Linked DNA regions of Homo sapiens: region 1 is linked to region 2. Evidence: chromatin loops called from intact Hi-C (ENCODE). Cell type or tissue: B cell. All regions are shown on one strand. Links, peaks and the distances in the headings refer to the core of each region. The heading gives the core; the rest is flanking DNA.

Evidence for each region. Peaks named below come from ENCODE experiments on the same cell type or tissue, not always from the same donor. Only the 100,000 strongest peaks of a DNase experiment are listed, where the experiment ranks them.
Region 1: it touches region 2 in a loop (21-fold over the local background); 94 of 110 quality-filtered maps call a loop at or near these places.

What each region holds. Positions count from the first base shown.
Region 1 is chr19:15,085,906-15,101,747 of GRCh38, forward strand. OR1I1 (olfactory receptor family 1 subfamily I member 1) reads left to right here. Exons shown (of 2, transcript NM_001004713.2): 2 at 1,148-7,065. The coding sequence starts at 1,161. The coding sequence ends at 2,228. Among named protein-coding and RNA genes, the nearest start is that of OR1I1, 12 kb to the left of the region's middle. In B cell, for the core only: CTCF peaks have their summits at 6,133 (motif pointing right) and 6,332; a DNase peak (open chromatin) is centred at 6,136; H3K27me3 peaks cover 254 bases.
Region 2 is chr19:15,549,810-15,565,651 of GRCh38, forward strand. CYP4F22 (cytochrome P450 family 4 subfamily F member 22) reads left to right here. Exons shown (of 14, transcript NM_173483.4): 13 at 865-947; 14 at 1,485-2,508. The coding sequence ends at 1,662. It also overlaps the pseudogene CYP4F23P. Among named protein-coding and RNA genes, the nearest start is that of CYP4F22, 49 kb to the left of the region's middle. RefSeq lists silencers at 1,757-1,806, 6,004-6,063 and an enhancer at 6,524-6,663. In B cell, for the core only: CTCF peaks have their summits at 6,280, 6,722 (motif pointing left) and 6,931; DNase peaks (open chromatin) are centred at 6,212 and 6,762; H3K4me3 peaks cover 1,071 bases; H3K27ac peaks cover 348 bases; H3K27me3 peaks cover 1,391 bases.

The DNA of each region.
Region 1 (15,842 bases), core at 2,594-10,593, 460 kb before region 2:
TTCCTACCACATTTTCTTTATCCATTCATCGGTTTTTAACACAAAACTGATGTTAAAGATTACATATTGTTGGTGGAAGGATGAAGGGGAAGGAGGGTTGAGGGGGGAGGAAAGAAAAGAGGGAGATGGCCAGGCGCGGTGCCTCATGCCTGTAATCCCAGCACCTTGGGAGTCCAAGGCGGGTAGATCACTTGAGGTCAGGAGTTGAGACCAGCCTGGCCAACATGGTGAAAGCCCGTCTATACTAAAAATACAAAAATTAGCCAGTCATGGTGGTGCGTGCCTGTAATCCCCGCTACTTGGGAGGCTGAGGCACGAGAATCACTTGAACCCAGGAGGCAGAGGTTGTAGTGAGCTGAGATCGTGCCACTGAACTCCAGCCTGGGTGACAGAGCAAGACTCTGTCTCAAAAAAAGAAAAAGGAAAAAGAAAACAGGGAGAGAACACAGGAAAGGAAGAGAAGGAAAAACAGAAGATGGTCAGGTTCCCTTTACTGTATAGAGTTTTTGTTGAGGTTTGATTCTGCTTGATTTTCTTTTTTTATTTTTGTTTTTTGTTTTTTGTTTGAGACAGAATCTTGCTCTATAGCCCAGGCTAGAGAGCCGTGGCACAATCTCTGCTCGCTGCAAACTTTGCCTCCCGGGTTCAAGCTATTCACCTGCCTCAGCCTCTAGAGTAGCTGGGATTGCAGGCGCCCACCACCACGCCTGATTAATTTTTTTGTATTTTTAGTAGAGACGGGGATTCACCATGTTGGCCAGGCTGGTCTCGAACTCCTGACCTCAAGCAATCTGCCCGCCTCAGCCTTCCAAAGTGCTGGGATTACAGGCGCGGGCCACTTGGTTTTGTTTTCTATGAAGCTTTGCTCCACTGAAGGAAGCAAAAGTGTTTATAGAGAACATCCAAGTTGACTATGAGCGACTCCGTTAGATCCTTGAGACCCTGACTGTCTCAGGCATGAATGACTTGGCTTGAGGAGCAACAGAAGCCCACTGAAGATGGCTTGAGGTTAACTGAACACAAAGGAATTTGATGGATTTGATGGAATTTTCACAGAACAGTATAGGTTTCCGTGGGAAGCTGGGACCAGAATGGCATCTCTGACACCTGGCTCTGTGTGGTTTTTCTCCCTTTTTGTTCCCACTAGTCACAGACCATACATGGAACCAGAAAAGCAAACCGAAATCTCAGAATTCTTCCTCCAGGGACTCTCAGAAAAGCCAGAGCATCAGACCCTCCTCTTCACAATGTTCCTCTCCACATACCTGGTCACCATCATTGGAAATGCCCTCATTATCCTGGCCATCATCACGGACTCTCACCTCCACACACCCATGTACTTCTTTCTCTTCAACCTCTCACTCGTTGACACCCTATTATCCTCCACCACCGTCCCCAAGATGCTAGCGAACATCCAGGCTCAGAGCAGAGCCATCCCCTTTGTGGGCTGCCTCACCCAGATGTATGCCTTCCACCTGTTCGGGACCATGGACAGCTTTCTCCTGGCAGTAATGGCCATCGACCGCTTCGTGGCCATTGTCCACCCACAGCGTTACTTGGTTCTCATGTGCTCCCCTGTCTGTGGGCTGCTGCTGGGAGCATCATGGATGATCACCAACCTCCAGTCTCTCATACACACCTGCCTCATGGCTCAACTGACCTTCTGCGCCGGCTCTGAAATCTCCCACTTCTTCTGTGACCTCATGCCCCTGCTGAAGCTCTCCGGCTCAGACACGCACACCAACGAGCTGGTGATCTTTGCTTTTGGCATTGTCGTGGGCACCAGCCCATTCTCCTGCATCCTTCTCTCGTACATCCGCATTTTCTGGACAGTCTTTAAGATCCCTTCTACTCGGGGCAAGTGGAAAGCCTTCTCCACCTGTGGCTTACACCTCACTGTGGTGTCACTGTCCTATGGGACCATCTTTGCTGTGTACTTACAGCCCACATCCCCCAGCTCCTCCCAGAAGGACAAGGCAGCCGCCCTAATGTGTGGGGTGTTCATCCCCATGCTCAACCCCTTTATCTACAGCATACGGAACAAGGATATGAAGGCAGCCCTGGGGAAGCTCATCGGCAAAGTGGCCGTCCCCTGTCCTAGGCCAGAACAGTTATTGGATGTTTATCATGTTCCAGGATCACTGTTGGCTGCTAGGGACACAGAGATGCATCCCATCCCCTACCCTGGAGGAGTTCAGAGTCTAGCTGGGAACAGAGACATGGAATAAATCCTTCCAGTACAACGTGATAAATGTGTCATAAAGAGATGAACAAAGTGTATGAGCACCCAAAGGAAAGGTGTGCATTTTCCCCAGGATTTATCTTCCCCAAAAAGATCAGAATAGCAAGGATCAAACTGGCCTGAAATTAGCCCTCCTGGAGGATCAGCCTTTTAGGATTGCTATGTGAATAAGAGTAGTTGAAAACAAGAGACGTAGCTACACTCATTTTAGTATTGACAAAGGCCAGGTGTGGAAGCTCAAGCCTGTGATCCCAGCATTTTGGGAGGCCAAGGTGGAAGGATCACTTGAGGCCAGGAGTTTGAGACCAGCCTGGGCAACATACAGAGACCCTATCTCCACACACACACACAAAATCACTTTAGCAAGACATGGTGGTATACGCCTGTAGTCTCAGCTAATCAGGAGGCTGAGGCAGGCAGATCATTTGAGCCCAGGAGTTCAAGGTTGCAGTGAGCTATGACTGCACCACTGCACTTCAGCAGTTTGGGAAACTGAGCAAGATCTGTCACTCATAGGTAGATAGATAGATAGATAGATAGATAGATAGATAGATAGATAGATAGACAGACAGATAGATAGAGAGGATAAGATAAGATAGGTAGATAGGGTGGATAGATAAGATATGTAGATAGATAGATAGATAGATAGATAGATAGATAGATAGATAGATAGATATACAGATAGATACATAGATAGATAGGATAGATAGGTAGGTAGGTAGGTAGGTCAACCGATCGATAGATCTATCTATTGACAGACAGATAGATGATTGATTGATAGATAGATCATATAAGTAGATAGATGATAGATAGATAGATAGATAGATAGATAGATGAGATAGGTAGGTAGGTCAGTCGATCGATTGATCAATCGATCAACAGATAGATGATAGATAGATGGATGGATAGATAGAGATAGAGGAGGTAGGTAGATAGATAGATAGATAGATAGGTAGATACAGACAGCCCATGTATTAGCCAGTGTTTCCTAAGTGTTGTGGAAGAACTTTGAAAATATTTGCAAGTGAGATTAGCTCACGTGCTGTTCGCTTAGTCAGCCAGCAAGCCTCAGCCTCCTGGGGGGTCTTGAGACCTCCACTTGTAACTATGACTGTGGTTGGGGCTTACTTTCTCAATTCCCAACAGGCTTCCTGTCTCCCCACAACCCCCAGTCAAGGGGACTCTGATGCAGACGGTCCATCAATCGTAGTTTGGGAACACAGACCCTAGCCTAGCTCCAAAATCTATGTGTTTCCTGTGACATTCATCGCCTGACTCTGAACCCAGTATGATTCTACACGCAGGGTCAGCCACAGCAGATCAGGTGGCCCGGGGCACTTAAAAAGTTAGTGTTATGGGTTGAACTGTGGCTCCCAAAAAAAGATACGTGGGAGGCCAGGCGCAGTGGCTCACACCTGTAAACTCTGGCACTTTGGGAGGTTGAGTAGGGAGAATCATTTGAAGCTAGGAGTTCAGGACCAGCCTGAACAACATAGTGAGATCTCATCCCTACAAAAAATAAAAATGAAAAAAGAAAAAATTACCTGGGTGTGGTGGTGTGCACCTGTCATCTTAGTTACTCGGGAGGCTGAGACAGGAGGACCTCTTGAGCCAAGGAGGTCGAGGCTGCATGAGCTATGTTCCTGCCACTGCACTCCAGCCTGGGAAACAGAGCAAGGCCCTGTCTGCAAAAGTAATAATAATAAAATAAAAAAGATATGTTGAAGTCCTAACCCCAAGGACCTCAGAATGTGACCATATTTGAAGATAGGGTGTTTACAGAGGTCATTAGATTACAGTAAGGTCATTAGGTTGGTCCCTAATCTGATACGACTGGCGTCCTTATGAAAAGGGGAGATTTGGACACAGGCACCCACACACATGGAGACCGCCACATGAAGATGGAGGCAGAGATTGGGGTGATGCTCCTACAAGCCAAGGAATGCCAGGGACTGCCTGCAGACCACCAGAAGCCAGGAGAGGCGTGGAACAGGCTATCCCTCTCAGCCCTCAGAAGGAACCAAGGAATCAAAGCTGCTGACAACTGATCTTTTTTTTTTTTTTTTTTTTTTGAGACGGAGTCTTGCTCTGTCATCCCGGCTGGATGCAGTGGCATGATTTTGGCTCACTGCAACCTCCACCTCCCAGGTTCAAGCAATTCTCCTGCCTCAGCCTCCCAAGTAGCTGGGATTACAGGCACCCACCACCACGCCCAGCTAATTTTGTGTTTTTAGTAGAGATGGGATTTCACTATGTTGGCCAGACTGGTCTCAAACTCCTGGCCTCCAGTGATCTGCCCACCTCAGCCTCCCAAAGTGCTGGGATTACAAGCGTGGGCCACTGCACCTGGCCCAACACCTTGATCTCGGACTCTTAACCTCCAGAACTGTAAGACAACAAATTTCTATTGTTTAAGTCACCTAGTTCATGGTAATTTTTAAATTTTTTTTTCTTTTAGAGACAGACAGGATCTACTGTGTCACCCAGGCTGGAGTACAGTGGTGCAATCATAGCTAAAGTGCAACCTCACCTCAAACTCCTGGGCTCAAGCAATCCTCCTGCCTCAGCCTCCTGAGTAGTTGGGACTACAGGCCTATGCCACTGCAATCAGCTATATATATTTGTAGAGACAGGGTCTCACTATGTTGCCCAGGCTGGTCTCAAACTCCCGGCCTCAAGAGATCTGCCCTCCTCGGCTTCACAAAGTGCTGGGATTGCAGGTGTAAACCACCACACTCGGCCTGATTTGTGGTACTTTGTTGCAACATTGCTAGAAAACAAATGCAGTTAGTTTAAGAAATGTCAGCAACCTACAAAACCTACAAAGTGTCCCAGTACATCCTCTCAAGTTTACAATTGACCATGTGTTCTGGCCAAGGGACCCTGGGCTAGAACTGGAGAAAAGGATGAAGGATTTAGATTGCATGGATTCACTTACTGGGTATCAGCATGATGACAATAATGATGATGACAACCGAGATTTATTATCTGAACAATGCTAACTCCTTTATATGCACAATCTCAATAAGTGTTAAGCAACACCCCTACAAGGTAGGTGCAGAAGTAATTGTGGTTTTGCCACTGAAAGTAACAGCAGGCTGCGCATGGTGGCTCACACCTGTATTCCCAGCACTTTGGGAGGCCGAGGCGGGCAGATCACAAGGTCAGTAGATCGAGACCATCCTGACCAACATGGTGAAACCCCCTCTCTACTAAAAATACGAAAATTAGGCCGGGCACAGTGGCTCATGCCTGTAATCCCAGAACTTTGGGAGGCTGAGGTGGGCGGATCATGAGGTCAGGAGATCAAGACCATCCTGGCTAACATGGTGAAACCCCATCTCTACTAAAAATACAAAAAATTAGCCGGACATGTTGGCGGGCACCTGTAGTCCCAGCTACTCGGGAGGCTGAGGCAGGAGAATGGCCTGAACCCGGGAGGCGGAGCTTGCAGTGAGCCAAGGCCACGCCACTGCACCCCAGCCTGGGTGACAGAGCGAGACTCCTCCTCAATTTAAAAAAAAATACAAAACTTAGCCAGGCGTGGTGGCCCACACCTGTAGTCCCAGCTACTTGGGAGGCTGAGGCAGGAGAATGGCGTCAACCCGGGAGGCGGAGTTTGCGTGAGCCGAGATCGCCCCACTGCACTCCAGCCTGGGTGACAGAGCGAGACTCTGTCTCAAAAAAAAAAAAAAAAAAAAAAAAAAGTTTGTAATTTAAAAGTTTGAGCATCACTGGGCTAGATGGGGGTCCTGTAGATAACCGGGACCCAAATAGGCTTTAGGTACAGAGATACAGGAGAACCAGATTTGGGGTGCCGCTCTAGCCACTGTGTCCAGGAGGGAACCTTCCCAACCGCCCTAAAAGCTCTGAAAACTACAGTTAGAGAAGTGGCCACTAGGTGGCAATAATGTCATTTCACAAATTGGATTTAAAACGCTTTTTTTTTTTTTTTTTTTTTTTGGTTTTTGGTTGTTTTTTTTTTTTCCCCGGAAACTTGTATTCTAGCTGTGAACTGGCCCAGGTCCATGGCCCTTAGGTGTAATCTCCCCCTGGAAGGGCACAACAGGTGCAAAGTTTCCATGATGAGAAGGAGCCTGTGTTGTTTAAAGAAATCACGGAGACTGGTGTGGCCTGAGCCCAGAGTGACAGGGAAGCTGGGTTTGCAGGGGGCCCGTGGAGGGCACTGGGAGTAACACGGTGTGTGGACCACGGGGAGTGGGACCATGACAAGGTTTAAGGAGGATAGGGGGTGGGGCTGTGCTTCAGAACGAACCTGCCAGTTATCCATGCCATAGATCTGGAGTCAGCAAACTTTTTCTGTCAAGGTCCAGGTCGTCAATATTGTCAGCTTTAGGGACCTTACCATCTCCGTTGCAATGACTGAACTCTGCTGCTGTCTGGCGAAAGCAGCCATAGATGAGACATCAACGAATGGGCTTGGCTGTGTTCCACTAAAACTTTGTTTATAAACACAGAAGCTTCCATTTCATATCATAGTACATGTCATACCTTGTAGCCTTTGGGTTTGTTTTCAACCACTTTTAAAATGTTAAAACTACTCTAGGCCAGGTGCATTCACTCATGCCTGTAATCCCAGCACTTTGAGAGGCCAAGGGAGGAGGATTGCTTGAAGCCAGGAGTTCGAGACTGGAGTGGGCAACATAGTGAGACCTCCCCCATCTCTACAAAAATTTTTTAATTAGCTGGGCATGGTGGTGCATGCCTGTAGTCTCAGCTACTCAGGAGGCTGAGGAAGGAGGATCACTTAAGCCCAGGAGGTCAAGGCTGCAGTGAGCTATGATTGCACCACCGCACTCCAGCCTGGGGGATAGAGTAAGACCACTGTCTCTAAAAAACTTAAAAAATAAATAAATAAATAAAAATAAATGCAAAACTATTTTTATTTCAAGGGCTGGATTTAGCCTATGGGCCATAGGTTGCCAATCCTCGTATAGATGGATGGGAGTGACAAGAGTTAAGGGGACCAAGAAAGACCAAAAAGTGAGAGGTGAAGTGGGCTGAAAACCATCAGAAGATAAGGAGCTGGTGCCACAGGACCTTTGCAAATGCTGTTCCCTCTTCCTGACCCCTCCTGAGTAAATTCCTGCTTGGCATTGAGATTTCAGCACAAACTCCACTTCCTCAAGGAAGCCTCCCCTAACCTCCATCCCTTGCCCAGCTACATCAGTTGCCCTAATGTTACACTCGCTATCCCCTCTCTCATCATCACTCATCATTAGTGATCTCTTCATCACTGCAGTGGTTTTGTGGGGTCTTTTGTTTTGTTTTGAGACAGAGTCTTGCTCTGTCTCCCAGTCTGGAGTGCAGTGGGGCGATCCCGGCTCACTGTAACCCCCACCTCCTGGGTTCAAATGGTTCTCCTGCCTCAGCCTCCCGAGTAGTTGGGATTACAGGCACGCATCACCATGCCTGGCTAATGTTTTGTATTTTTAGTAGAAACGGGGTTCACCGTGTTTGCCAGGCTGGTCTCGAACTCCTGGCCTCAAGTGATCCACCTGCCTCAGCCCCCCAAAGTTCTGGGATTACAGGTGTTAGCTGCTGCACCCGGCCTCCTCACTGCAGTGGTTTTATATTAGTTTGTGTAACCCTTTGATTAATGTCTGTTTCACCCATTTGACTGAGCTGGGAGCTGGGACCTGAAATAGTGTTATCTTGTTTATCTTTGCACCTCTGTGCCCCTATGATTAGTACGGTAGCCACTCAATGTATGTTTTCTGGCCACGCACCGTGCCTCACACCTGTAATCCCAGCACTTTGGGAGGTGAAGGCGGGCAATCACCTGAGGTCAGGAGTTCAAGACCAGCCTGGCCAACCACGGCCAACGTGATGAAGCCCCATCCCTACTAAAAATACAAAAATTAGCCAGGCGTGGTTGCACGTGCCTGTAATCCCAGCTACTCAGGAGGCTGAGGCAGGAGAATCGCTTGAACCCGGGAGGCAAAGGTTGCAGTGACCCAAAATCATGACACTGCACTCCAGCCTGGGCGACAGAGCAAGACTCTTGTCTCAGAAGAAAAAAAAAAACAAAAAACACTTTTTTTCTTTATTTTAATTTAATCTTATTTTATTTTATTTATTTTATTTTTTGAGATGGACTCTCACTTTGTCGCCCAGGCTAAAGTGTAGTGGTGTGATCTTGGCTCACTGCAACCTCCGCTTCCCGTGTTCAAGTTATTCTCCTGCCTCAGTCTCCCAAGTAGCTGGGACTACAGGTGCCCGCCACCATGCCCAGCTAATTTTTCTATTTTTAGTAGAGGCGGGGTTTGACCATGTTGGCCAGGCTGGTCCCGAACTCCTGACCTCAAATAATCCACCCACCTCAGCCTCCCAAAGTGCTGGGATTATAGGCATGAGCCACCGCACCCAGCCACAAAATATATTTTCTGAATGAATGAATGAATGAGGCAGTGTGATGGAAAGGTTTTAGGAATACCGGATGGGGCAGCCAAAGTAGGCTGCTGAGTTGGAACAAAGATACCTGCAGTCAAGGTTAAGTGAGAGATGCACTCCTCCTTTGATATCCCCAACCTTCAGTTATGCCTGTCCCACACTCAGGTGCCTTGTGGGACTGGGACTCTGCTGAAATTAAGAAGCCAGGGGCCTCATCCCACAGAGCAAAACCAGCAAGATGGCGGGACTCCTTAATTCAGCAACAACAAAAGACAGAAAATAATCTGGAAATTCTCTAAAATCTTAGCAAGCATGCTGGAAGAGGTTTGAGCCAATCTTATCCAGTAAATTTTTTTTTTTTTTTTTTTTGAGACAGGGTCTCGCTCTGTCGCCCAGGCTGGAGTGCAGTGGTGTGATCATGGCTGAATGCAGCCTCGACCTCCTGGGCTCAAGCAATCCTCCCACCTCAGCCTCCTGAGTAGCTAGGGCTATAGGCACGCACCACCACACATGGCTAATTTTTTTTACTTTTTTATAGAGACGAGGACTCACTATGTGGCCTATTCCGGTCTTGAACTCCTGGCCTCAAGCCATCCTCCCACCTTGGCTCCCAAACCGCTGGGATTACAGGTGTAAGCCACTGCACACGGCCCAAGCCTATATTAAGAGTACAAGAACAGACCGGGCACAGTGGCTCACGCCTGTAATCCCAGCACTTTGGGAGGCCAAGATGGGTATATTACCTGAGGTCAGGAGTTCGAGACCAGCCTGGCCAACATGGTGAAGCCCCCATCTCTACTAAAAATACAAAAACTAGCCAGGCGTGGTGGCATGCACCTGTAGCTCCAGCTACTCAAGGCTAAGGCAGGAGAATCGCTTGAACCTGGGAGGCGGAGGTTGCAGTGAGCCAAGATTGTGCCACTGCACTCCAGCCTGGGTGACACAGCAAGATTCTGTCTCAAAAAAAAAAAAAAAAAAAAGTACAAGAACACTTCCTTCTCTCCATGTGAAATTTTATTGGGTGATTCAAAGCAAATCTGGAGATTCGGGAACTGAGGCTCAGAGACGAAAAGTGACCACCCCAAGGCCACATGCCAGATCTGGGGCAGAGTGGGGGAATCCAGCCCAGGCTGGTGTGACCTCAAAACCCAGCCTCTCCCTCCCTCATGATGCTGGTAGCCTCCCAGGTGGGTGACTTGCCCAAGGTCACACTGCAGCTTGGAGCAACTCAAGGCCTGTCCCGGGAGGAGGGAGCAGCCCCTGTGTGGGACTCTGGGGAGTGAAAAGCGGACAAGCCAGCAGGAGTGGCCACTTTCTGGAAAGTGTAAGAAAGATTCACTAAGATTTGGGCTGAAGTTCGCAGAGATGGATTGGGACAATCCTCCCAACTGTCCATTTGCCAGGAACTTGGCAGGAAATGGAGGTGGTTTTGTTTGTGTAAACCTTTGTGGCTGGGGATCCCAAAGGCATCCCTCACCTTTAATGATTTGCTAGAAAGACTCACAGAACTCAGTAATGTTATTATACTCATGGTTTATTGCAGTAAACAGATACAGATTAAAATCTGCAAAGGGCCAGCCACAGTGGCTTATGCCTATAATCCCAACACTTTAAGTGAGAGATGCACTCCTCCTTTGATACCCCCAACCTTCAATTATGCCTGTCCCACACTCAGGTGCCTTGTGGGACTGGGACTCTGCTGAGGCAGGAGGATCACTTGAAGCCAGAAGTTCGAGATCAGCCTGGGCAACATGGCCAGACCCTGTCTCTACAAAAAATTGTAAAAATTAGCCAGGCGTGGTGATGCACACCTGTAGTCCCAGCTACTTGGGAAGCTGAAGTCGGAGGATCACTCAGATCTAGGAGTTCAAGGTTGCAGTGAGCTAGAATTGCACAACTGCACTCCAGATGAGGCAACAGAGTAACCCCCCCCCCTTTTTTTTTTTTTTGAGACAGCATCTAGCTCTGTCACCCAGGCTGGGATGCAGTGGTGTGATCACAGCTCACTGCAATTTCTGCCTCCTGGGCTCAAGTGATCCTCCCTCCTTGGCCTCCCAAAGCAACGGGATTACAGGTGTAAGCCACCACACCTGGCCCCCATTAAAAAAAAAAAATCTGCAAAGGTAAAAGGCAGATAGAGCAGCATCTAGGAGACACCAGGCATGAGCTTCCAGCTGTTCCCTCCCAGTGGAGTTGTACAGACATAGACAATGCTGAATTCTCACAGCCACAATGTGTAACAACAGGTGCAGAGTGTTGCTAACCAAGGAGCTGACCCAAGCCTTGGTGTTCTGGGTTGTTTTTGTTTGTTTGTTTTTTGTTTTTGTTTTTGTTTTTTTGAAACGGGGTCTCTCTCTGTCACACAGGCTGGAGTGCAGTGGTGCGATCTCGGCTCACTGAAACCTCTGCCTCCAGGGTTCAAGCAATTCTCTGCCTCAGCCTCCCGAGGAGCTGGGATTATAGGCGCCCACCACCATGCCCCGCTAATTTTTTGTATTTTTAGTAGAGATGGGGTTTCACCATCTTGGCCAGGCTGGTCTTGAACTCCTGACCTCGTGATCCACCCGCCTCGGCCTCCCAAAGTGCTGGGAGGTGTTCTGGGTTCTTATTGGAGGTTGGCCACTGTATTACAATAGTTCCCGCTTCTTCATGAGGTTTCAGTTACCTGCTGTCAACAGCAGTCCAAAAATACTAAATGAAAAATTTGAGAAATAAACACTTTGGGTTGGGCATGGTGGTTCACGCCTGTAATACCAGCACTTTGGGAGGCCGAGGCGGGCGGATCACGAGGTCAGGAGATTGAGACCATCCTGGCTAACATGGTGAAACCCCATCTCTAATAAAAATACAAAAAAAATAGCTGGGTGTGGTGGCGGGCGCTGTAGTCCCAGCTACTCAGGAGGCTGAGACAGGAGAATGGCGTGAACCTGGGAGGCAGAGCTTGCAGTGAGCCAAAATCACACCACTGCACTCCAGCCTGGGCAACAGAGTGAGACTCCATCTCAAAAAAAAAAAGAAAGAAAAAGAGAGAGAAAAAAAAATAAACAATTAGTAAGTTTTTTTGTGGGTACATAGTAGGTGTATATATTTATGAATTACATGTCATATTTTGATACAGGGATGTACACATCAGGGTAAAATGGGTATCCATCCCCTCAAGCATTTATCTTTTGTTTTACAAACAATCTGATTATGCTCTGTAAGTTATTTTCAAATGTACAATTAAATTATTTTTGACTACAGTCACCCTGTTGTGCTAGCAATTCATACGTTTTTGGTTTTGGGTTTTGAGACAGTCTCACTCCGTCACCCAGGCTGGAGTGCAGTGGCACAATCTTGGCTCACTGCAACCTCCACCTCCTGCATTCAAGCAATTGTCCTGCCTCAGCCTCCCGAGCAGCTGGGACTACAGGTGCCCGCCACCACACCCAGCTAATTTTTTTGCATTTTTAGTAGAGATGGGGTTTCACCATGTTGGTCAGGCTGGTCTCAAACTCCTGACCTCAGGTGATTTGCCCACCTCAGCCTCTCAAAGTGCTGGGATTACAGGCATGAGCCACTGCGCCTGGCCACAACTCATACGTTTTAAAGTGCGTGCCATTCTGAGTAGTGTGATGAAATCTTGCACCATTCCACTCCATCCCAGCTGGGATGTCAATCCTCCCTTTGTTTGGCACATCTGCACTGTAAACACCCCACCCATCAGTCCCTTACTAGCCATGGCAGTTATGAGATCGACAAAACACAGTATAGCTAGGGTTCTGTACTACCCACGGTTTCAGGAATCTACCGGGCATCTTGGAACATGTTCCCTGCAGATAATGGAGGATCACTAGTGTCCTGGGACTACCATAACAAAATACCACAGCCTGGGAGGCTTAAACAACAGAAATTTATTTTCTCATAGTTCTGGAGGCTGGAAGTTCAAGGTCAAGTTACGTTGGTAGGGTTGTTCTGTGGCTTCTCTCCAGGCCTTGTAAGTGGCTGGCTGTTCCCTGAGACTTCACATTGTCTTCCTTCTATGTGTGCACACATCTGTATCCAAATTTCCTCTTCTCGTAAGGCACTAGTCCTACTGGATTAGGACTCACCCTAAAGACGTCATTTTAACGTAATTACCTCTGTCTCTAGCTCCGGGGTATTTCTCCGCCAACTCACCATGACTGCCACAGAAGTGCTGAGCTCTGCCCAAACCTGACCGGTCCCTCCACCTGCATTTTGTCTTTCAACGAATGGGTCTGTATGTGCCTGCGGGTGGTTAACCCACCAGGTACCAAAAGCACAGCGTATCAGGCCTGCAGCCAACGAGAAAGAAAATTGGAGGAAGAAAAATACATACATGTGGGGCTGGGTGTGGCGGCTCATGCCTGTAATCCCAGCACTTTGGGAGGCCAAGGTCGGGGGATCACTTGAGGTCAGGAGTTCAAGACCAGCCTGGCCAATATAGTGAAACCCTGTCTCTACTACAAATACAAAAATTAGCTGGGCGTGGTGGCACAGGCCTGTAAGATCGCACCACTGCACTCCAGACTGGGCGACAGAGAGAGACCCTGAAAAAAAAAATAGAAAAAGAAAAGAAAGGGAAGGGAAAGGGAAGGGAAGGGAAGGGAAGGGAAGGGAAAGGGAAAGGGAAAGGGAAAGGGGAAGGGGAAGGGGAAAGGGAAAGGGAAGGAAAGGAAGGGAAGAAAGAAAGAAGGAAAGAAAGAAGAAAGAAAGAAGGAAAGAAAGAAAGAGAAAGAAAGAAAGGGGAAGGAAGGAAGTAGAGAGAGAGAAAGAAAGAAGGAAGGAAGGAGAGAAAGAAAGAAAGAAAAGGAAGGAAGGAAGGAGAGAGAAAGAAAGAAGAAAGGAAGGAGAGGGAGAAAGAAAGAAAGAAAGAAGGAAGGAAGGAGAAAGAAAGAAAGGAAGGAAGGAAGGAAGAAAGAAAATACATACATGGCCAGGAGCAGTGGCTCACACCTGTAATCCCAGCACTTTGGGAGACCAAAGAGGAAGAGAAGACTCTATCTCCAAATACAGTCACATTCTAAGGGACCGGGAGTTAAGACTTCAACATAGGAATTTGGCAAGGGACTGAAGGGGACATAATTTGGCCCATGGGTGTCCAATCTTTTCATTTCCCTGGACCACATTGGAAGAAGAATTGTCTTGGGCCACACATAAAATACACTAACACTAACAGATAGCTGATGAGCTAAAAATCGCAAAAAAAAAATCTCATAGTGTTTTAAGAAAGTTTACGAATTTGTGTTGGGTCACATTCAAAGCCTTCCTGGGCCACATGCAGCCTGTGGGTGGCGGGTTAAACAAGCTTGATTTAGCCCATAACAGCCACATAGTATGGCTGACCATTTGTGTGACTGACCTTAGCTACTCAGCCTCAAGCCCCTCGAGAGGTCAAACTGACACAGTGAGGCCCAAGGCCTCCACCATAAAACACGTTTTTGGCATAAACTCTCTGGTGTGACCTCCAGGTATACAAAGAGACTCTCATCACACAGGATACTCCACCAGCTTGAAGGCAACTCTTCAGGAGCCAGACAAGGGCTAGACTTTACTTTGGAATGTGCAGGAGAGCCCAGAAGCATGGGAGGAAGGAGGCAGGAGCTAAGCCTGATGTGGGATCTCTGTCAAAGCCCTGCCCACCCAGCCACCTGTCCTCACCTGATCAGCCACCTCTCTGCAGGCTGCTCCTGCTTCCTCTGGTACACCCAGCCTGTAGAGTCTAGGGGGTCCACACCAGCACACCAGGTCTGGGAGCTGGACATCAGATAAGCTTTGTTTAAGAGACAGGGCCTCAGCTGGGCACGGTGGCTCACACCTGTAATCCCAGCACTTTGGGAGGCCAAGGAGGGCAGATAACTTAAGGTCAGGAGTTCTACTAAAAAATACAAAATCTAGCCAGGCATGGTGGTGGGCGCCTGTAATCTCAGCTACTCAGGAGGCTGAGGCAGGAGAATCGCTTGAATCTGGGAGGCGGAGGTTTCAGTGAGCCGAGATTGCGCCACTGCACTTCAGCCTGGGCAACAAGAGTGAAAACCCTGTCTCAAGAAAAAAAAAAAAAGAGAGAGAGAGACGGGGAGAGACAGGGTCTCGCTCTGTTGCCCAGGCTAGAGGCAGTGGTGCAGTCATAGCTCATTGAAGCCTCAAACTCCTGGGCTCAAGTGATCCTCCTGCCTCAGTCTCCAGAATAGCTGAGACTACAGGTGTGAACCACCATGTCCAGCTTGGAGAGCTCTTGGCATGGCTGCAGTGGCCAGTTGCTGAGTCTATCCCTGAGGCTGTGCAGGGGCCTAGCCAGCAGGAAAGCTCCACAGCCTTGCAGCTGATAAACAGAGACCACTCTGGAGGTGGCATGGAGCAACTATGGACCCCTCCTGCACCTCAGTTTCAGCTCTATAGCTGTCTGGCCAGATTTTTCCAAGGGTCAATGGGAGGCTCTGGTCAAGCAATGCTGTACCACTGACTGTCACCCAGGTGAGACTGTGCCCTGCCTCAGGAAGCTGCTTTATGCTAACAGAATTCATAACCATTTCATTATATACAATCATCCCCTCTCCCTCCAGCTCCTGAATGCTACTGTGATGGATATCTCTGGGCAGCCACCCCTTTGCTGGTTCCTCTGAGGTCTGACTTCCAGCCAGGGAGGCCTAGGCAGGCTGAGGTATTCACCTTCTTCTCCTGGAAGATGCCAGATAGACGCAAGCCTCAGGTGTGGAAACAAATGGGAATGACCACAGCGGGTGGAGGAAGCTTGGGTCCTGCTCCCCAAAACCTTCTCTATCTCCCATCCCCCAGGAACTGAGCACCCCAGGGAGCTGGTAGAATGGAGATGTAGCCCCACAGAACCACGCCCCATGCCCATAGCCTTGAAAACAGCCTAATTTATTATTCCCTTTGCACATGAAACAGAGGCCTAGACAGAATGTCTGTGTTTGGAGTCCACCAGAAGCCAACCTTGAGACAAGGATTCAAGTATTTAGGAAATAAACAGGAAATACTGTAAGTGGGGTGGATATGTGGGAGAGGGAAGGGAAGGAAGTCAGCAAAGAGTGTATTGATAACCAGGTTTCTACAGTGGACAGCTGGAGCTCAATCCCGTGGGTGAACACTAGGGGTCAGTGTAGAACATGAACCTCAATCATCCAACACAAGGGTGAGGGAGCTGGGGTATTTATCCATCAATTCC
Region 2 (15,842 bases), core at 2,479-10,478:
AAAAAAAAGTTAGCCAGCCATGGTGATGCACATCTGCAGTGCCAGCCACTCGGGAGGCTGAGGCAGGAGGATCGCTTGGGCCCAGCAGTTTGAGGCTGCAATGAGCTATGGTTATTTATTTATTTATTTATTTGAGACTGGGTCTTGCTCTGTTGCCCAAGCTGGAGCGTGTGCAGTGGTGCGATCTTGGCTCACTGCAACTTCTACCTCCTGGGTTCAAGAGATTCTCCTGCCTCAGCTTTCTGAGTAGTTGGGATTACAGGTGTGTGCCACCATGCCTGGCTAATTTTTTTGTATTTTTAGTAGAGATGGGGTTTCACCATGTTGGCCAGGCTGGTCTTGAACTCCTGAGCTCAGATGATCCATCTGCCTTGGCCTCCCAAAGTGCTGGGATTACAAGCGTGAGCCACCGCGCCCAGCCTGCAATGAGCTATGATCGCGCTTCTGCACTCCAGCCTGAGTGAGACTCTGACTCTAACAAACAAACAAACAAACAAAGACAGACAAACAAACAAAAAAAAAGAAAAACAGGTGGAGGGGGCACTTTAGCTCGAGTGGTTATGAAAGGCCTTGCCGAGGAGATGTTTGAGCTGAGAACTTAGGGGATGAAGGATCAGGGAGAAGCCTGTTCTAGGCAGAGGAAACAGCAAGTGCAAAGGCCCTGAGGTGGAATCTCACTGGTGCGTGTGAACAACAGAAGGAGGCAGGTGTGGCTGCATTGCAGGAAGTGCAAGGTGGAATGGAAGAGGTGGCCCTGGGGTGCTCCCCATCCATCTTTACTGACCCCCAGAGGCTCAGGGAAGGGGGCCAGGCTGGGATGTCTGGGGCAGCCCCCAGACTCATCTCCAGGCTGTTCCTCCCTAGGTGTACAACCCCTACCGCTTTGACCCGGACAACCCACAGCAGCGCTCTCCACTGGCCTATGTGCCCTTCTCTGCAGGACCCAGGTAACCCCTCTATTTCCCCTAGTCCAAGCCAGCTGTGTAGGAACAGAGGCAGGGAAAGATCAGGAATGTGCCTCTCAGGAGCAGAGATCAGATGGCACCCAGGCGTCCTTTCTGAAGACCCAGCACCCTCTCCCCAATGCGCCAGGAGGCCCCCAAATCAGACTCTGCAATAGCATCCTGGGTATTGAGCACCAACGGTGTGTCAGGCCCTGAGTTCTGGGCTCCCACGCTCCCATTGGCTCTATGATGCCTTTGTCCCCGTTTTTACAGATGAAGGAACTGAGACTCAGAGGGGGCGCTGTGTATCCAGGACACACAGCTAGTAAGAGGCTGTACTGGGATTCAGACACTCAACCCCAAGGTCACATTAATTGAGCGATCCGTGGGGTCTCACTTTAACCCTCACCCAGCGTGGGGTTTCACTTTAACCCTCAGCCAGCCCAGGATGCTTGCTTCATTTTCAAAGGAGGCATGTGACCCCCGGGGACCAGTGCTCACACAGAAGCTGGGCCTGAGCCCTGTCCCCTCTTCCTCCAGGAATTGCATCGGACAGAGCTTCGCCATGGCCGAGTTGCGCGTGGTTGTGGCACTAACACTGCTACGTTTCCGCCTGAGCGTGGACCGAACGCGCAAGGTGCGGCGGAAGCCGGAGCTCATACTGCGCACGGAGAACGGGCTCTGGCTCAAGGTGGAGCCGCTGCCTCCGCGGGCCTGAGCGTGGGCGCGCCCCTGCGGCTCCCGAGGGTCCAGGCCCCGCCCCCAAAGGACCAGGACTCGCCCCAAAGATCCCGAGGGCATAGGCCACCCCCCTCGAAGTTCAGGTTCAGCTCCTGGATGACCAGGCACCGCTGTTGAGCAGCCTGGTGGTACTGGCCACGCCCCTCAAGGCAAGGCTCCTCCCCTTAGGGGGCCTGATCCCGCCCCTTGAGGCTTAGGTCCCGCCCCCTGACTTCTCGCACCTGTCCTGTTTGAGGGACCAGGGTCGACCCTGCCCCCTTGGGCTCAGGCCCCGCCCCCAGGATCCTACGGATTGAGGTCCTCAGGCCACGCCCCTGCAGATCCAGGTCTCCAGGCCTTGCCCACTGAGCCTTCAGAGGACCTAAGACCCACCTATGACTCAGGGCCCACCACACCCCACCCCCCCCCAACTGGCTGAACCCCTGGCAGGCTTCCAAACTGAGGAAAGCTGGAGCCTGACGTCAGAGCTTTTAACTCGGACATCACCCTCCTGAGGCCCTCAGCTCATACGGGCAGACTGCTCAGGCGTGAGGCTGGATCGTAGGGTTCGAGGCTGCTTGCTTTTGTTGTTGTTTTGTAAACTCAGACCCTTGTAAGCCCCTTCCTTCCTCCCTTGCCCAAAGATCCTTTGCTGAGTGTTCTGTTTTTGCAGAATAAAAGCAAAGGATGCAGACTTACCCCACCCTCCACCCCTAGCTCAGCCAGATCCTTACACGTGGAGCCCCCAGCATGGGAATGAGGGGCTCTGCAACTGAGCGAAGCTGCGGGCTAGGAGGCTGGAAAGCCATTTATCCTAGGACATAAACTCAGATTTTGGGGGTCAGTTTGTGTGTTCATTTATTTCATCAACAGATCACATATTGTTTGCTGGCACTGCTTCAGAACCACAGGCAGGCCCTGTTTTCTGCCTTCTTAGGGGGTGGGGGACAGATGTTGAACAAATAATTCCACGTGTAAAGGTTTATTTACAACCCAGGACAGGTGCTCCAAAGGAGAGGCCCCGGGTGCTGGATGAATATAGCAGAGGGATGGGGATGGGTCAGGGAGAGCTTCTCCGATGCTGGAATGGAAGTTGAGTGGGTGACAAGGGGAGGGAAGAGTATTCCAGGCAGAAGGAACAACATCTGAGAATACCCTGAGCTGAGGGAGAACAGAGTGTGTTTGAGGAACTCACCAGGGGCCAGGTGGTTGGATCTGGGAAGTGGGGGCAGAATGAAGGAAGGGGCCAAATGCACAGGCTTTATGCTGAGGGCAATAGGGAGCCATGGAGAGTGTGTGAGCGGGATCAGGACAGGACATGGCCAGATCTAGGGCTGGCAGGGAGGTGACTTGCGGGGTTGGGACCCTGGGAAAGAGGGAAGCTGAGGTCCAGACAACAGGAAGGGCCAGGATTGGGGTGACTATCTAGCAGTGGGGGCTGAGGGGAGGGAGGTGGTAAGGGTGATGCTCAGGTATTTGGCTGAGGGAACTTGATGGTAGAGTAGTCCCTGATATGGGAATATAAAAGATGGGGGCCAGGCGTGATGGCTTACACCTGTAATCCCAGCACTTTGGGAGGCTGAGGCTGGAGGATTGCTTGAGACCAGGAGTTAGAGACCAGCCAGGGCAACACAGTGAGACTCCATTTCTACAAAAAATAAAAAATTAGCCAGGTGTGATGGTGCACATCTGTAGTCCCAGCTACTTGGGAGGCTGAGGCAGGAGGATCACTTGAGCTGAGGAGTTTGAGGCTGCAGTGAGCTATGATCACACCACTGCACTCCAGCTGGGGCAACAGAGCAAGACCCTGTTCCAAAAACAAACAAACAAAAAAAGGTGGGCAATGACAATGTCAGCAATTTTATACATATAAAATGCTACACTAAAGGAAAATGATACTGCTATTATACCACATATATAATATATATATATGCACTATATATGCCATCATTATATATATAGTGGTGGTATAATAGTGGTATCATCTTCCTTTTAGGTAGCATTTGCCTGTAGACTATTTCCATCTAGGTCACTAGAGACAATAATATTAATTCAACAGGCCGGGTGCGGTGGCTCATGCCTGTAATCCCAGCACTTTGGGAGGCTGAGACAGGTGGATCACCTGAGGTTAGGAGTTTGAGACCAGCCTGGCCAACATGGTGAAACCCTGTCTCTACTAAAAAATACAAAAATTAGCCACGTTTGATGGCGGGTGCCTGTAATCCCAGCTACTCAGTAGGCTGAGGCAGGAGAATCGCTTGAACCTGGGAGGTGGAGGTTGCAGTGAGCCGAGATTGTGCCACTGCACTCCAGCCTGGGCGACAGAGTGAGATTCTGTCTAAAAAAAAAATTAATTTACCAAATATTTCTTGGGCAATCTGCCGTGAGACAGGCACTGTTTGAGCCCTAGGTTCCCAGAGTTTACCTCTAGGGAGGAGATATGATAAATGATAAATAAGTAAAGAAAGAAGTAAATTCACACAGGGCCTTTTCTGTGACTTTTTTTGTGACAGAAATGGGGAGTTCTGAGCAGAGGAGGGACAAGCTTTGTCATACGAACTTTTTTTTTTTTTTTTTTGAGACAGGGTCATGCTTTGTTGCTCAGGCTGGTGTGCAGGGGTGCAACCATAGCTCACTGCAGCCTTGGCCTCCTTGGGCTCAAACGATCCTCCTGCCTCAGCCTCCTGAGTAGCTGGGACCACAGGCACACACCACCATGCCCAGCTAAGCTTTGTATTTGTTATCGAGACGGGGGTCTTACCATGTTGCCCAGGCTGGTCTTGAACTCCTGGTCTCAAGCGATCCTCCCACCTCAGCCTCCCAAAGTGCTGGAATTACAGGTGTGAGCCACCATGCCAGGACTTCCACAGGACTTTGTGTGCTCTGTTAAACAGAGACAGTGTGAGCAAAGATGGGACTAGGCAGATCAGTTAGGGGTGACTGCATTCGTCCAGGTGAGACATGATGGTGGCTTCAACCAAGCCGGGGTCTTTAGATGTGATCAAGAGCAATTGGATTCCAAGGAGGAGTGACTGTTCACAAAGGCAGTGCTGTCAGGCTTGGTGGTGGATAAAACGTGAAGTTTGAAAGAAGTGGGGGACACTAGGTTTGGGCTTGAACATCTGGAAAAATGGAACTGCCATCAGCTGACGTGGGGAATGCTGAGTGGAGTAAGTTGTTTTGTGGGAGATGTCAGGATGTCAGTTTTGGTTCAGAGGAATTGGACATGTCAGTCGAATAAACGGTTCTCCAATTCAAGAGTTTTGGGTTGGGCATGTATATTTGGGAAGCCTTAGTATAAATATTTTATATATTTTTCCAAAAGCTAGTGAAGCGATTTCAAATGGGGGTGATTTTTCCTACCAGATGACATTCGTTGTTATTTGGAAACATTTTTGGTTGTCACAACCGGTGGTTACTATTTGCGTCTAGAGGGTAGGGACCCAGCACTCTGCTAAACATTCTACAAGACAAAGGATACCTAGCTCAATAAAACAAGTAATTATCCAGTCCCAAAGGCAACAGTTCTGCTAATTAAAAACCATGAACTGGAGAACCAAAACAAACAAAAAAAAAAAAACAAAAAAAAAAAAACAGAAAAGAAAGCAAAACTTTAAGACTGGGTGAGATCTCATGTGTGCGTGTGTGTGTGCGCGCACGCGCGCGCGCGCGTGTGTGTGTGTGTGTGTGTGTGTGTGTGTGTATGGAGTAAGGGCTTAAGGGAGCCCTGGGGGTGGTCTCCAAAGTTAACCTAACAATTATGAGGCCAGGCGTGGTAGCTCACACCTGTAATCCCAGCACTTTGGGACGCCGGGGTGGGCGGATCAGTTGAGGCGAGGAGTTCCAGACCAGCCTGGCCAACATGGTGAAACTCCATCTCTACTTAAAATACAAAAAATTAGGGCAGGGCGCGGTGGCTGACTCCTGTAATCCCAGCACTTTGGGAGGCCGAGGCGGGCGGATCACGAGGTCAGGAGATTGAGATCATCCTGGCTAACACGGTGAAACACTGTCTCTACTAAAAATAAAAAAAAAATCAGACGGGAGTGGTGGCACGCGCCTGTAGTCCCAGCTACTCGGTAGGGCGAGACAGGAGAATCGCTTGAACCCGGGAGACGGAGGTTGCAGTGAGCCAAGATAGTGCCGCTGCACTCCAGCCTGGGTGACAGAGCGAGACTCGGTCTGAAAAACAAAAACAAAACTTTTTTTTTTGATTGAGTGCTTCCTGTGTGCTCTTTCCATATATTCCCATTTAATCCTCATACTGACTTGTAAGATCACTTTTTATTATTCCGTTTAACAGAGGTAGAAACTGAGCCCCCGAATGAAGTGACTTACCCAAGATCATTCGGTGCGGCCTCAGCGCTGGCGCTGAGTCCTCTTCTGCCCCACCCCTCAGGCTCCCAGTCCTGGTCTAGATCCCTAGCCACGTAGCGTAGAAGGGGGCGTCGACGGGGGTTGGGCTAGAGTTGGAGCGGGGAGGAGATGAGCTAAAGCGGGGCTGGCTGTGCGAGAGGCAGTAGCAGCGGCGTGTGTCCTGGGGCGCCCCCCGGTGGCCTGTGCTGGGGTCGTCGGCCGGGATCCCCTGTTCGACGTACTCCGGGGCTGAATGGGAAACAGACAGTCCCAGACCCTACGTGAGCCACCCGGATCTTGCAGGTGCTGCCTCTCCTACACCCCCCTCCCAACCGAGGGTCTCCAAGAGCGCATCCTTTGCCAAACATCTCCTGGGCCCTTTTCGGCGCAACCTCGCCATCCACTAGCAAACGAAGTTAGCCTTGAGATCCGACATATGTGGGCTCAATCTAGGCTCTTCCTTCCTAGGGGCGGCCTTGGGCACGTGACTGTCCCTCTCTGCACCTCGGCTTTTTCTTGTCATGCGAATAGTCCGGTATCATCATGCTTGTAATGCACACTGAGTTTCCGCCAAGGGCCACGAGGGTGAATAAATGAGAATGAGAAGGGGAGGAGTAAGGTCCCTGGGTCCCCGGAGCCCTGTTACACGTACTGCAAGTGTAATTCTCAAAACACCGAAGTCTGGTCCTGTCGCTGGCGGCTGTGGGACCTCCTTCCTCCTGAGTGTGAAGAACGCTCCCTCTGCTGGACAATTTGGAGATCCATTCTCTATTCGTTCAATTTTGTGTCCGTGCACGTTTGAGCGTGCATGTGTGACCGCGTATGTGTTTGGGTGCATTTGGGTAACAGTGTGTGCATGTGTTGTAGTGTGCACACGAGTGTGTGTAAACGTGTATGTGTCGGTGTGACTGTGTGTGCGCATATGGATGGGTGTGTTGGAAGGAGAGGAGAGGAGAACTCCACTCACTGAGTCACTGTAACTATCCACACACACCAGGCTGTGTTCCTGCTCATGGCTGGAGCCACTGTCAGAGCCCTTGCCTCTGTCCCCAGGTCTGACCTGTGCGGTGCAGGCAGGACATTCTGGAGAAATCATGCCCTTGGAGGAAGCTGTCAGTAATGACTGGTGGGTATTGGTGGATAAATACCCCAGCTCCCTCTCTCTGGGGGTGAAGACTCCCTTGTTCTGGGAGGTGCATGTTCTATTCTGTCTCCCTGAGGTACTAGGCAGGGCTGAGCCCTAGCTACCCACAGTGGAAACTTCCTCAATAAAGGTCCCTTTAACTGCTGCTGCCTTCCCTTCCCCATCCCTCTTCTCCATTGCCCTAATTGTGTTTCCAGGGATCACCTCCCAAAGAAACAACAGGCAGTTGAACTCTTGTCTTATGGTCACCCTCCTGATAGAGGATTTGCACTCAACTCCTTGTATTAAGGTCTAGTTCCAGGGAACCCAAATTAAGACACACATGTGTGCTGGTTCCTCCAATCCCCAGAAGCCTGTCAGTGTGCGCTTTTATTTATTTTTTTTACCAACGATGAATGTGAGGCTCAGAGAGGGCAAATCACTTGCCCAAGGTCACACGGCAGTGAGGGAGTGGCAGAGCCTGGCTTTGACTATGGGCTGTCTGACCACAAGCTGGGTGCTCACTCCTCTCCTGACAGCCTCCTCCCTCCTCAAGGACATGGAAGGAGCAGGGAATAAGTTATAAGTGTAAAATTTGAAAGGGAAATTCTTCCGCTTTCTGCTTCTGCTTCTACCTCTGGCCCAGCAGTTTGGTGTGCTCTTTTTTCAGTTTTTAAAAATTAAAAAACGTTCATATATATATGAACGTTTTCCAATGTATATAAAAGCATTTATGCACACGTTACCGGGTTTTTTTTGTTTATTAAAAAAATTTTTTTTTTGGAGACAGGGTCTCACTCTGTCACCCAGGCTGGAGTGCAGTGGCATGATCTCGGCTCACTGCAACCTCTGCCTCCTGGGTTCAAGTGATTCTACTGCCTCAGCTTCCTGAGTAGCTGGGATTACAGGCACACCACCATGCCTGGCTAATTTTTTTTTTGTTATTTTTAGTAGATATGAGGTTTCACCATGCTGGCCAGGCTGGTCTTGAACTCCTGACCTCAAATGATCCACCCACCTTGGCCTCCCAGTGCTGGGATTACAGGGGTGAGCCACTGCACCCGGCCTTTTTTTTTTTTTCTTTTTTTGATACAGGGTATTGCTCTGTTGCCTAGGCTGGAGTGCAGTGGCTCAATCTCAACTCATTGCAACCTCTGTCTCCTGGGGTCAAGCAATCCTCCCACCACCACATCCAGATGCTTTTTTTTGTATTTTCTGTAGAGATGGGGTTTTACCATGTTGCCCAGGCTGAACTGGAACTCCTGGATTCAAGTGATCCGCCTATGTTGGCCCCCCGAACTGTTGTGATTACAGGCCTGAGTCACTGCACCCAGTCCATTATCAGTTTTTTGATGACTCCAAACTTGTTGGGAAATATATCTGTTTCAATTATCTATTATTGTATATTGAACTACCAGGAAACTTAGTAGGTTAAAACAATATACAGGCCAAGCTCGGTGGCTCATGCCTGTAATCCCAGCACTTTGGGAGGCCGAGGCTGGCGGATCACCTGAGGTCGGGAGTTCGAGACCAGCCTGACCAACACGGAGAAACCCTGTCTCTACTAAAAATACAAAGTTAGCCGGGCGCGGTGGTGTGAGCCTGTAATCCCAGCTACTTGGGAGGCTGAGGCAGGAGAATCGCTTGAACTAGGGAGGCAGAGGTTGCTGTGAGCCAAGATCATGCCATTGCACTCCAGTCTGGGAAACAAGAGCGAAACTCCATCTCAAAAAAATAAAAAAGATATACAAGTTTTTTTTTTTTTTTTGGTATGTGTGTATGAACTCCTATCTGTATCAGAATATATACAACTTTTAGTTTGCTCACAAGTTTACAATTTGGGCAGGGCTCAGCCAGGATGGCTTTCTCAGTCCTACACAGCATCAGTGTGGGCAGCTCATTTGAGGCTGGAAGAGATACTTTGAGGTGGCTCACTCTCATGGCTGGCAATTTGGTGCTTCCTATTTGCTGGTACCGACTTCCTGCCTCGGCCTCTCAAAGTGCTGGGATTACGGGCATGAGCCACAATGCCCTGACCATTTTATTTTTTCTTTTATTTTCTTTCTTCTTTCTTTTTTTTTTTTTTTTTGAGACAGGGTATTGCTCTGTTATCCAGGCTGGAGTGCAGTGATGCGATCTCACCTCACTGCAATCTTTGCCTCCTGGGTTCAAGTGATTCTTGTGCTTCAGCCTCCTGGATAGCCAGGATTGCAGGTGCATGCCACCACACCTGGCTAATGTTTGTTGTGTTTTTAGTAGAGACAGGGTTTCGCCATGTTGGCCAGGGTGGTCTCAAACTCCTGACCTCAAGTGATCCACCTGCCTTGGACTCTCAATGTGCTGGGATTGCAGGCGTGAGCCACTGCACCTGGCCAAAATATATAATACATTAAAAAAATAAAGTTTATTAAAAAGAAAAAGAAGAGAGGAAATCACTGAGTAACATCGAGTAACATGCTCTGGTGGTGGTTCCTAGCTCTTGTGTGACCTCTGAACTTTTCCAAAGTTCCCTTCTAGGATTTCTGTCTCCCAATCCAGTTCATCTGGTCTTCTGTCACCCGGGCTGCAAATGTGGCAGTTATAGCTATACCTGCTGGTCCTGCCCTCAATATGGACTAAGGGGCTTGTTGGGTTTGCAATTCTTCTTCTTCATCATCTTTTTAATTTTTATTTATTTATTTATTTTTTTGAGATAGGGTTTCACTCTGTCACCAGGCTGGAATGCAGAGGTGCAATCCTAGCTCATTGCAACCTCAACCTCCTGAGTTCAAGCGATCCTCCCACCCCAGCCTCCCAAGTAGCTGTGACCACAGGCATGTGCCACAACACCTGGCTAATTCTTTGTATTTATATATGTATATATATATATATATATATTTTTTTTTTTTTTTAAATTTACTTTTTCAGAGATAGGGTCTCGCTGTGTTGCTGGTCTCGAACTCCTGGGGTGAAACGATCCACCTGTCTTGGCCTCTCGAAGTGTTGGGACTGCAAGCATGAGCCACTGTGCCTGGCTGGGTTTTGAGTTCTTGAGAGTGTTAAATGAAACTTCAACACTGGCTTCTGGTGTGAGCGTTGGGTGAGATTTCATCGGTCACCACATGGGTCTCCAGTGCACCCTGCTTCTCCTGCATCTCTTGGTTGCAGGCACCCCTCTAGCTCTGATTATCTCAGTGCATTTGAGGATGGAAGTGAGAATGAACATGTGTGTCCCACCTGGTGCTGGGTCTTTATACAGTGGCCCTTATGCAGAGCCCCCTCCTTTATGTCATTCAGGTTCCTGCTCAAAGGTCTCCTCTTGGGACATTCCTGCCTGATCACTGAGTCCAGAACAGCCCCCTCAGTCGCTGTCTAGCTTGTCTCATTCTGTTAATTTCCCATAAGAGAAGTGGCATGTCACCATCACCATGCACTATTGGTTAAGCAACTTGAGTAGCTTGGGACCTCAGCCTCCCAAGTAGCTGGGACCACAGGCATGTGCCACCACACCTGGCTAATTTTTTTGTATTTTTGTATTTTTTTTGCAGAGATGAGGTCTCACTGTCACCCAGGCACTATAGGTTAAGCAACCAATAGTGTGTGGTGGAGGTGGTGACATGCCACTTCTGTTCTCAATCCCAGGCCAGTCCAGATTCAAGGGGAAAGAAATTAAGCTCTCCCTCTTGCTGAAGACAGTGACAAAGACTTTGTGGCTATCACCTTTAAGGGGTCTGGGTTAGAATCTGAGATTCTGCATTTCCAAGATGCTGCTGATCCAAGGATCACATCTTGAGTGTCCACTTCTTATAGCTCATGGCTAGAAAAGTCCCTTTCTTCCCTAAATATTTAATGAGCACCTACTACGTGCCAGGATTCATTTTCACCCATGCTAATGTTTAATTACTTCATTGTGTGGCTGGAGCAAGTTTCGGCACCTCTCTGTTTTTGATTTTCCCCCTCCCTCTTCTCCCCAGACCTAGCTGGGCACCTACCCTGTTGCCTCCCACCTACTCCAGGGGGCCCTGGCCTTGCCCCTGGCTCGTCTGTGGGGTGGACCAGGTGGAGCCACCCCAGTAGAGAAGAAGGAGAATCTGTACATCTCAGCTTGCTGGCAGCTCCAGGGCCCTCCAACGTGCTCTAGGACCTGAAGCTGGATCAGGCAGGGCTACATGGTATGTAGTTAGCTCTTAGTGGGGGAAGGAAATTTTGGACATCTCCCCAACATTCGATCAATTACAGGAGGAACACCTATCCTGATTTTCTCATTCAGCAGCTCCATCCTTCAAACTTACTCTCATCTTGGGGCTGGGCTTGAGGGCTCACGCCTGTAATCCCAGCACTGTGGGAGGCCGAGGCGGGCAGATCATGAGGTCAGGAGTTCAAGACCAGCCTGGTAAACATGGTGAAACCCTGTCTCTACTAAAAATACAAAAATTAGCCAGGCGTTATGGCGGGTGCCAGTAATCCCAGCTACTTGGGAGGCTGAGGCAGAAGAATAGCTTGAACCTGGAGGTGGAGCTTGCCATGAGCTGAGATCGCGCCACTGCACTCTAGCTTTGGCAACAGAGCAAGTCTCCACCTCAAAAACAAACAAACAAAAAACGAAAAAAAACCCAAACACCAAGAAAACAGAAAACCCCACTCACCCTCATCTTAGCGCCTGAGGGCTAAGAACACCCAATAGGGGATTTCAGGACAGTATCTGAACAAGATGTGCCCCTTTAAGGCCAACATCCCATTTCCCAGATAGGAAGACCCAGTCCCGGAGACCCAGCACTGCCCACAGTCAGAGCAAGGACGGGGCAGAATGAGGACTCCACTCAGAGTCACTCCGCTCTGCCCACCCACGCCTGCCCCCTGTCCGCCCACAGCCCCTCTCACTCTTGCCCCCTATGCCTCCCACCCCACCTTCTACACTGAATAAATCTTCCCATTATAGTGATCCCAGAGTCAGCTACTTAAGAGTCTTGGCCAGGCGTGGTGACTCACGCCTGTAATCCCAGCACTATGGGAGGCCGAGGCGAGTGGATTGCCTGAGGTCAGGAGTTCAAGACCAGCTGACCAAAATGGCGAAACCCCGTCTCTACTAAAAATACAAAAATTAGTTGGGTGTGGTGGTGGGCACCTGTAATCCTAGCTACCTGGGAGGCTGAGGCAGAAGAATAGCTTGAACCTGGAGGCGGAGCTTGCAGTGAGCTGAGTTCACGCCACCTCACTCCAGCCTGGGCAACAGAGCGACACTCTGTCTCAAAAACAAAACAAAATAAAACAAACATCAAAAAAATGAAAAAACCCCACTCACCCTCATCTTAGTGGCTGAGGGCTGAGAACACCCAACAGGGGATTTCAGGACAGTATCTGGACAAGATGTGCCCCTTTAAGGCCAACATCCCATTTCCCAGATAGGAAGACTGAGCCCAGGAGACCCAGCACTGCTCACAGTCAGAGCAAGGACGGGGCACAACGAGGACTCCACCCAGAGTCCCTTGGCTCTGCCCTCCTATGCCTGACCCTGTCCGCTCATGGCCCCTCTCACTCTTGCCCCCTGTGCCTCCCACCCCACCTTCTAGACTGAGTAAGTCTTCCCATTATAGAGATCCTAGAGTCAGCTACTTAAAGGTCTTGGCTGGGCACGGTGGCTCACGCCTGTAATCCTAAAACTTTGGGAGGCTGAGGCGGGTGGATCGCCTGAGGTCAGGAGTTCAAGACCATCCTGGCTAACAGGGTGAAATCCGTCTCTACTAAAAATACAAAAAAATTAGCCAGGCGTGGTGGTGGGCACCTGTAGTTCCAGCTACTTGGGAGGCTGAGGCAGGAGAATGGCATGAACCTGGGAGGCGGAGCTTGCAGTGAGCCGAGATCACGCCACTGCACTCCAGCCTGGGTGACAGAGCGAGAATCCGCCTCCAAAAAGAAAAGAAAAGAAAAGAAAAGAAAAAAAAAGAGTCTTGATGAGTTTCACTTGCTGCTGAAGGCTTCTTTCCTTTCTATCTAGTTTCCTAATCCTCACTGCTGTGCATGCAGATAAATCTGTTTTGCATTAATTAAAACAAACAAAACCGACCACAGCTGCCTGGTTTACTCTTCCAGTTCTCCTCTTAATCCCCAGAATCTGACCTGGGTAATCCTCAGCGGGGCTGGATTCTTTGTTCTTTGTTCCTGCTCCTGGCCATCATGTGTCACCTCAGCCCTGGGCTGGCTGGAGGCAGGACTTGAATTTCTGCCAGGTTGTGCAGTCAGAGGCCAGAGACTCCCTTCTCCAAGTCTCCTAATTCTGCACCGAGAAATGGTGCATGGTGTCCTCCCAGCCCACTTGTGGGAGATGTTTGGGTGCAAGGCTTGGCCTGCCTGGTTCTCCTTGCCTGACGCCTGAATTCCCAACCTCATGATTTACGTGGCCTTGGAAGGGCAGGGGCAGCTGTAAACTTGGGGTCCCAGAGTCACCTTGGCCCCAGGTTCAAGCAGGAGATACTGAAGGCTGAAGATCCAGTTTCCACTCTGAACTGTGACACTGACTTGGTTCCTCTCTGCACCCAGCTGATACTGCCTGCAGGTTTTGGCCAGCTGCCCAGGCAGGGAGGAGGCAGCCAGGCCTATGGCCTACGGGGATTGGCTGCCCCTGACTGCCCAGCCCAGCCCAGCCTTGCCTAGGTGAGGGGCCAGGGACAAAGAAGCCCCAGGAGGAGGGAAGAGGAAGTTGTGTGGGACAAGCTGCTCCTGACAGAAGGTGCCAGGCTGGAACTGTCGGGGCTGGAGGGTCCTGGTCTGGGAGAGGGAGGGGCACTGCCCAAGGCTGGGGTGGCTCCAGGGAGCTGGTCCTGGTGGGGCTGATGGGTTCCTGGTAACTGAAACCAAGCCACTGACAACCTGCAGTGATTCAGGCTGGGCCTTTCAGGACTCTAATCAGCCTTCCTCTCTCTCTTTCTCTCTTCCCTCTCTCTTCTTTACTCTCTTCTCTCTCCGCCTCTTCTCCTGGCTGTACCTGGGTTTCCCTCTCTGCTTTCAGCCCTTGTTTTCTCATCTCTGAGCTCTCCCTGCCTCCAGCACCTCCCATCCCTGCCCCTGTCCAATGTCCCCGAAGCTCCCCGGGCTCTTTTTCTGGGCCTCAGGACCTCACCCTCCATCCCGTGTGCCCTGCAGGATGTCGCTGCTGAGCCTGTCCTGGCTGGGCCTCGGGCCGGTGGCAGCATCCCCATGGCTGCTCCTGCTGCTGGTCGGGGCCTCCTGGCTCCTGGCCCGTGTCCTGGCCTGGACGTACGCCTTCTATGACAACTGCCACCGCCTCCAGTGTTTCCAGCAGCCTCCAAAACGGAACTGCTTTTGAGGTCACCTGAGCCTGGTGAGTATGGCAGCACGACGGGTCTGGGGTCTCAGGGTGGGTGGACTTCTAGAGGGGTGGGAATGGGGCTCAGGGAGCTGGATATTGAGGGTGGGTTGGGGTCTGGGACATCAGAGGAGTGAGGGAGGCCGAGGGGAGCCCCTATTTCCTCACTGCCCCAACCGGATTCATTCCTCCTCTCTGTCCACTCCATGGCCCCAGGCCTTTTTCTTTCTCTCTCTTCCCCACCCTAAGCCTGCTTTGGCTCAAGTTCCTACTTGTCTTCCCCACATTAATGCATCGTTGTATCCTTGTTCTACTGGGGGCTTCTAGGGTGGACTGCACAGAGCAGGTACTCCCTGGCTGCCCATGTTTTTTTTTTTTTTTTGAGACAGGGTCTCGCTCTATCACCCAGGCTGGAGTGCAGTGGTGCAATCATAGCTCACCGCAGCCTTGACCTCCTGGGCTCAACCAATCCTCCCATCTCAGCCTCCCCAGTAGCTGGGACTACAGGCGTGCACCACCAGACCTGCTAGTTTTTTTTTTTGTAGAGACAGGGTCTCACTATGTTGCCCAGAGTGGTCTCAAACTCCTGGCCTCAAGCAATCCTCCCATCTCTGCCTCCCAAAGTGTTGGGATTACAGGCATGAACCACTGCACTTAGCTTAGTCCACAATCCTTATCACTGGACTTGAGGTCTCCTCACGGGGAGAGTCCAGAGTCCACTCTCTGCCTGGCCCATCTCTGTGGGCCTCAGGCTGGTGTCTACTCCTCTCTGGGCTGCTGCCTCCCCATAAGATTTGCTATTTCTCCCTACCGCACCCACAGGGCACAGCTGGGCCAGAGGAAAGATGTGGCTGGTTTCTCCCTCCGTGTCTTTAATCAGGCACCTTTTTTTCTTATATTTCCCTCCACCCCTAAGATATGTCAATGGGCCCCATTGCTCAGTTTGGATAACAGTTGACTACTTTTCCTTTCAGAAGGGATCATTCTGGCCTCTGCCCTAACAGCCAAATTCCCTGGGAGGAGATTCCTCATCTCCCTCATCCTAGCCTCCCCCCTAGAGGACTTTTCTCCATGCTGTGTTGGCCCTCTACTGCCAGAATCATACCTTGGGTTGGTCATTATCTGTAAAGGCGCCACTCCAATGCCATTGATTCAAGTGTTGCCTTCTCTGACCACAATCCCTTCTCTCCTTCTAGCTTTTTCTGTTCACTATCTCTCAACCTTTTTTTTTTTTTTTTTTTTTTTTGAGATGTCGTCTCGTTCTCACTCGTGCACACCAAGGCTGGAGTGCAGTGGCGTGATCTCAGCTCACTGCAATCTCCGCCTCCCAGGTTCACGTGATTCTCTTGCCTCAGCCTCCCAAGTAGCTGGGATTATAGGCGCCCACCATCACGCC